Linked DNA regions of Homo sapiens: region 1 is linked to region 2. Evidence: read pairs that join two places in POLR2A ChIA-PET (ENCODE). Cell type or tissue: B cell. All regions are shown on one strand. Links, peaks and the distances in the headings refer to the core of each region. The heading gives the core; the rest is flanking DNA. Region 1 has its middle 61 kb from the start of NME8. Region 2 overlaps ELMO1 (engulfment and cell motility 1).

What was found. Peaks named below come from ENCODE experiments on the same cell type or tissue, not always from the same donor. Only the 100,000 strongest peaks of a DNase experiment are listed, where the experiment ranks them.
Region 1: POLR2A ChIA-PET joins it to region 2 with 11 read pairs; 1 of 35 experiments calls an interaction of 5 or more read pairs at or near these places.

What each region holds. Positions count from the first base shown.
Region 1 is chr7:37,785,782-37,788,712 of GRCh38, forward strand. No RefSeq gene overlaps it. Among named protein-coding and RNA genes, the nearest start is that of NME8, 61 kb to the right of the region's middle. In B cell, for the core only: no CTCF peak of the experiment used is centred there; DNase peaks (open chromatin) are centred at 1,120 and 1,620; H3K4me3 peaks cover 918 bases; H3K27ac peaks cover 2,014 bases.
Region 2 is chr7:37,424,036-37,426,966 of GRCh38, forward strand. The region is part of intron 1 of ELMO1 (engulfment and cell motility 1); the gene reads right to left. Among named protein-coding and RNA genes, the nearest start is that of ELMO1, 23 kb to the right of the region's middle. In B cell, for the core only: no CTCF peak of the experiment used is centred there; DNase peaks (open chromatin) are centred at 1,246 and 1,636; H3K27ac peaks cover 325 bases.

The DNA.
Region 1 (2,931 bases), core at 97-2,596, 360 kb after region 2:
GAAGCCATAGATAGTTAATGTGTCTGCCAGAGACTATCTCAAATTCCTTGCCATGTGTACATCATGGGGCAGTGGAAATAAAGACTTGGAACACAAACCCTGGTTTTCATCTTTATCTTCTCCCTAAGTAGCCCTGTGGCCTTGTGGTAAATTCCTAAACTCCGAATTGGGGTGGCTTCATCTCTTAAATAAGAGAATTATATTATTCTGGAGTAAATTATTTCTGAGCTCTCGTATTAAGGAATTGTTAGTTTTCTTTAAAATCTTGGCACTACCCAAGAAAAAAGTGCTGAATTCTGAGTATAGTAAGAAAATATATGAAACACCTGCATTCTTCTAGCTGTGTTGCAAATGCAATATGTACAGATTTTAGTACTTTGAAATCGTAATATCATCAATGTGAACAATTAAAGTTTGTGTTGGTCATAGTTCCAAATTGTAGCTGATTTTTATTTTTATACTCCACTCTTGGTCACATCTAACTTATTTCTTAGTTTGTCCTTTGTTAGACAAGCAATCCCTAAATATAGCACGGTTTCTATGGGAACATACATTCTCCTGAAGATTCCAGGAACACGTTTTATCTGAAAAATAAGGAACTGTCAGATAATACGTCCAAATTCAGGACTATAACCCAGGTTTTATATTTTTGAATTAATTTCATTTAAGTAGAGTTGTTTAAAATTAGTTGAAAAATTGGTTTCATGTGAAATTTTCCAGCTGAGTTGAATTGGTACATATTTGATTTTGATAATAAGAATTAAAATCTTATCTTTTATTGAGAGCTTTTTTTGAAATAATTAAGCATATGGCTCCATAACATTTGGATTCTGTTGTTTTACATCTCTGTGGCCACAAGCACTGTTGGATGATTGTGGAGCAGATGGCACAGGTGGGGACAATACTTACTCTTTTCCAAAGCAAATGAGAACTTTATCAGTTGTTACCTAAACGTAGGCCATAACGCACTTGCATTATGCATTTTTGTCCTTTTGAATTCCTGTAGCTGAGCAATAATATGATTTGGTGCTGAGTTTTCCTGTAACTGCTAGTTCCTTCCATCTTTAGGGTGTAGTCACCCAATACTTCCTCAAAAGTATGCCTTGATGTCTTAGCACAGCTACAGATGACTGTGAAGTTAGGGCAGAAAGTGAGAAGGTTGACATATGAAAATTAAAAACTTTTGAGGAAAACAACCCTCATTGTTGAAGTTACATCACCAGAGGATTGGACTTCAAAGAAAACCATATGTCCAAATGGCAGTTGATGAGAGAAGGGACCTTTGAAAATGGAAAATTATAGTTATAAATATTGGACGCTTACTGCTGAGAATACAAAAGTCTCACAGGAAGTCATGCCACAGGTCGTTTTCATTCTGAATGTGAAACATTTGGGGCAATACATAAAAGTACAATGAGAAACAGCATTGAAAAATACCTTTTAAGTGTTTCATTTTAATAAGAAATATTTCTGAAAATAAGACATTGAGAGTGAAAATGAAGCATTTACTTATGAGAATATTCTCGAATGTGTTTCACCACTAACTGTAGAGATAAACATTCCTTTGTGGCTGGGATGGCTCATCTGGGCTCTTCATTTTCACTGTTCCTCCTTGTGAGCCTTCAGTCTAAAGCTATTCTCTCGCTTCCTCATTTTTCACATGGTTTTAAAGACTGTTGAGGTTAGCGAAGTCTTGGTTCCAGTAAACTGCTCTCATTGCCTGCCCTGATCATGATTAGCAAATGACTATGGTAAATTATATCCTTATAAAAGATAATATTAGGAGTAATATTCCCCTGAAATACTATGAAAAATATCACACGGTGTACATCCACTGTGATATTAGGAGTAAATTCCCCCTAGGATATTATGAATAATATCACAGGGTATAATATCACACCCACTGTGATATTAGGAGCAATATCCCCATAAGATATTCCAAATAATGTCACAGGATGTACACAACAGGTGTACATCCACTATGATATTAGGAGTAATATCCCCATAAGATATTACAAATAATGTCACATGGTGTACAAACCGAGTGTACACCCACTGGAATATTAGGAGTAATATTCCCCTAATATATTACGAATAATGACACAGGGTGTACAACATTGGTGATATTAGGAGTAATATCTCACTAAGATATTACAAATAATATCACAAGGTGTACACCCACTGTGATATTAGGAGTAATAAGCAACTAATACATTACAAATAATATCACAGGGCATACACACAAGTTGTACACAAACTGTATTATTAGGAATAATATCCCCCTAAGATATTATGAATAATAACACAGGGTGTACACCCACTTTAATATTAGGAGTAACATCCTTCTAAGATATTATGAATGATTTCACAGAGTGTGCACCCACTGTGATATTAGGAGTAATATCTCCCTAAGATATTATGAATAATATTACAGGGTGTACACACCGTGAGGTATTCGTAGTAATGTCCCCCTAAGATATTACGAATAATATGACAGGGTGTACATCCACTGTGATATTAGGAAGAACATTCCCCAAAGATATTAAGAATAATATAACAGGGTGTACCTCCACTGTGATATTATAAAAAATATCTTCCTAAGATATTATGAATAATATCACCAGATATACACGCTGGTGTACATTTACTGTGATATTAGGAGTAATAGCCTTCTAAGATATTATGAATAATACCAACGGGTGTACACACCAGGTGTACACCCACTGTGATATTAGGAGTAATGTCCCTTAAGATATTAGGAATAATATCAAAAGGTATACACACACTGTGATATTAGGAGGAATATCCCCCTAAGATATTACAAATAATATCACCTGGTGTAAACCCACTGTAATATTAGGAGGAATACCCTTCTAAGATATTACGAATAACATCACCAGGTGTACACCAACTGTGATATTAGGAGGAATA
Region 2 (2,931 bases), core at 113-2,612:
TGTGGAATGCAGATCAAGGTCCAGTGGGGCACTTGCCCACTTCCCAGGACAACAAAGCAAACTAAGAGGCCAGGTGCATGCCACCAACAGATCATCATTTCCTCCAGAGCAAAATGGTCTTCATCAGCCATAAATTCTTTCAAGAAAAAGATAGGCAAAGTAGAAAAGCCATATGCTTTGATCTTCTTTACCTTTTCCTGCCAGCACTGACCACCTGGGCAGCTCCGAATCTCCAGTCCAGTGGACTAAAAACTTCTCATACTGTACGAACATTAGCCAGTTTTCCTATGCTAGAAACAAATAATGCAAAGAAAGCTATCATCCTTCCATGAGTCCTTCTCAGTACTCATGGGCAGGGATTCAGTATCCCACAGTAGGCTACATAGTTTAGAAAATTGCTAGATGGATGGATTGCCCCATACCTACAGGTATGAGCTGATAAGATTCTGAGTCCTATCCGTTTTATTCCTGAACAAACCATATATACTCCTCAAGAATTTGTCAATATTAGCAATTGGGCTAGGCCTTAGAGATTCTGGCACATTAGCAAAATGGCCAAAAGCCTGGGAATCAAAATATGGTTGTGATCTGAAAATTCCAACCAATGACACAATTTAGCAATGCCGAAAAACCTACAGAGATGATTTTCAAACATTACTCATTTCACAAATAATCTGTCCTGTAATGAGTGTTCAAGGTCAATGCTGTTCAGAACTGGGTTTCTTAGCAAGGGTGACCAAGAGACCTATTTCAATCTGGGGACCTCTTGGAACATTTTGTTTTAAACTTCCCAAAGAGTAACCCACACCAAAACTAATAATTATTATATATTTTTAATAATAATAATAATAATAAACCATTTTGTTATAGAATGGGAAAGATTCCAATCCATCAACAGCTTATTCAACGAATATTTATTGAGGCTGTGTTATCACTGCCTCATACTAGAAACTGGGAAAACAAAGATGAAAGATGAAAAAGGCAAGCCCTCTGCCTTAAGAAGACCCAGGAAATGCTAGGGTTTCCAGTCTTCATAGATTTATGGTTTTCTTAGTCAATTCAGGATGCTCTAACAAAGTACCATAGACTAGGTGGCTTATTAACAACAGAAATTTACTTCTCATAGTTCTAGAGGCTGAAAATGTGAGATCAGGGTGCCAGCAGGGTTGGGTTCTGGTGAGGGTGCTCTTCTGGGCTGTGGACTGACAACTTCCCGTTATGTCTCACGTGGCAGAAAGAGCAGCAGAGAGCTCTCTTGGGTCCTTTTTATAAGGGCACTAATGCCAGAGGGCTCCACCCTCAGGACCTAAGGCCCTCCCAAAGACCCCACTTTCTAATACCATCATATTAGGTATGAGGATTTCAACATAAGAATTTGGAGGCGTGGGGGTGTGGGCACAAACATTCAGTGCATCATGATAGTTATCGAGAATTATTTACATGTGTCTCCTTATATCTGTGTCTTGTCCACTGGTTCAATGCTGTACCACTAATTCCCAGCATGCTTGGCACATGGGAGGCACTGGATGTCTATCCGTTGAATGAATAAATTAATTAATGACATAAGCTCTGCCAACAGCTAGTTTTGGCTTTGGCCAAGTAATCACAAACGTCAGATTTCCCATGTGTAAAATGAGTTTAAAACGTTAGGTTCCCCAAATAAGTGCTCCACAGAGTATTGGTTCTGCAAAATGTCATGGGTTTTATTGGAGAAAAAGGGAACCTGTGGCCGAGTTTGAAAACCATCAATATTACAAAAGAAAGCTGATTTCTACTTGAGTCTTCTCCAACTGTAATACGCTGATATACTGAGAACTTCTCAGGGGATGTCCTAGGCAGAGTCCCCCACTCCAATGAGGCTATAAAAATCATCATTTGCAAGTCTCCAGAACAAGACTCTGGACCCTCATGCCTAGCAGTTTAACACCAACAAAAGGATCCATTCTTCAACATCTTCTTTGATGTGAACTATTCTCAGGGAGCTAAGATGGACAGAGGTGTGCTCCTTCCTTCACCTCAGCTCTTTCTGGCTCTATGGCCCTGGGCAAGTTACCCAGCCTCTCTAAACTTAGAGTTCTCTCTCTCTCTCTCCCTCTTTTTTTCTTTCTTTTTTTTTTTTTTTTTTTTTTTTTTACTGAGATGGAGTCTCATTCTGTCACCCAGGCTGGAGTACAGTGGCACAATCTTGGGTCACTGCAACCTCTGCTTCCTGGGCTCAAGCGATTCTCCTGCCTCAGCCTCCAAAGTAGCTGGGATTATAGATGCCCGCCACCAAGCCCAGCTAATTTTTGTATTTTTAGTAGGAGACAGGGTTTCACCACGTTGGCCAGGCTGGTCTCGAACTCCTGACCTCAGGCGATCCGCCCTACTTGGCCTCTCAAAGTGCTGGGTTACAGGTGTGAGCCACCACACCCATCTTGTATTTGCTATAAAATAAAATACTAGTAGTAATTAATTCAAAAAAGGCCTGAAGTGAGAACTAAATGAGATAACATATATAAATCACTTGGTACCACTCACAAGAGACGCTCTGTAAAGGTCAGCTCTCCTTGTTATTATTCACAAACATACCAGCATCTCGTTTGGATTCCAGTCTCAAGGTCACCAACAGGTAAACTCTGGCAAGTCAGTCCTTGTCTCGCCTCAGAAGTGTCACAGACAAAATCCAGGTTTTTGGCTTACATCAGTGTTTCCCAAACTCTAGTTCTTCAAAGACCATTTCCCAGCCCTATTTTACTCAGTATTTCTCTTACAATTATTGCATGTTAGTCTCATCCTAAACAAGGAAATCTAGGAAATCACAGGTTGGATATCCTTGTTATTCTTTTTCCAAGACACATGAAAATGAATAAAAAACTATTTAAATATTCCCTAAAAGCCAGCATTATACCTAACTCATTTTCAATGCCATACACCGAGAAACATTTACTC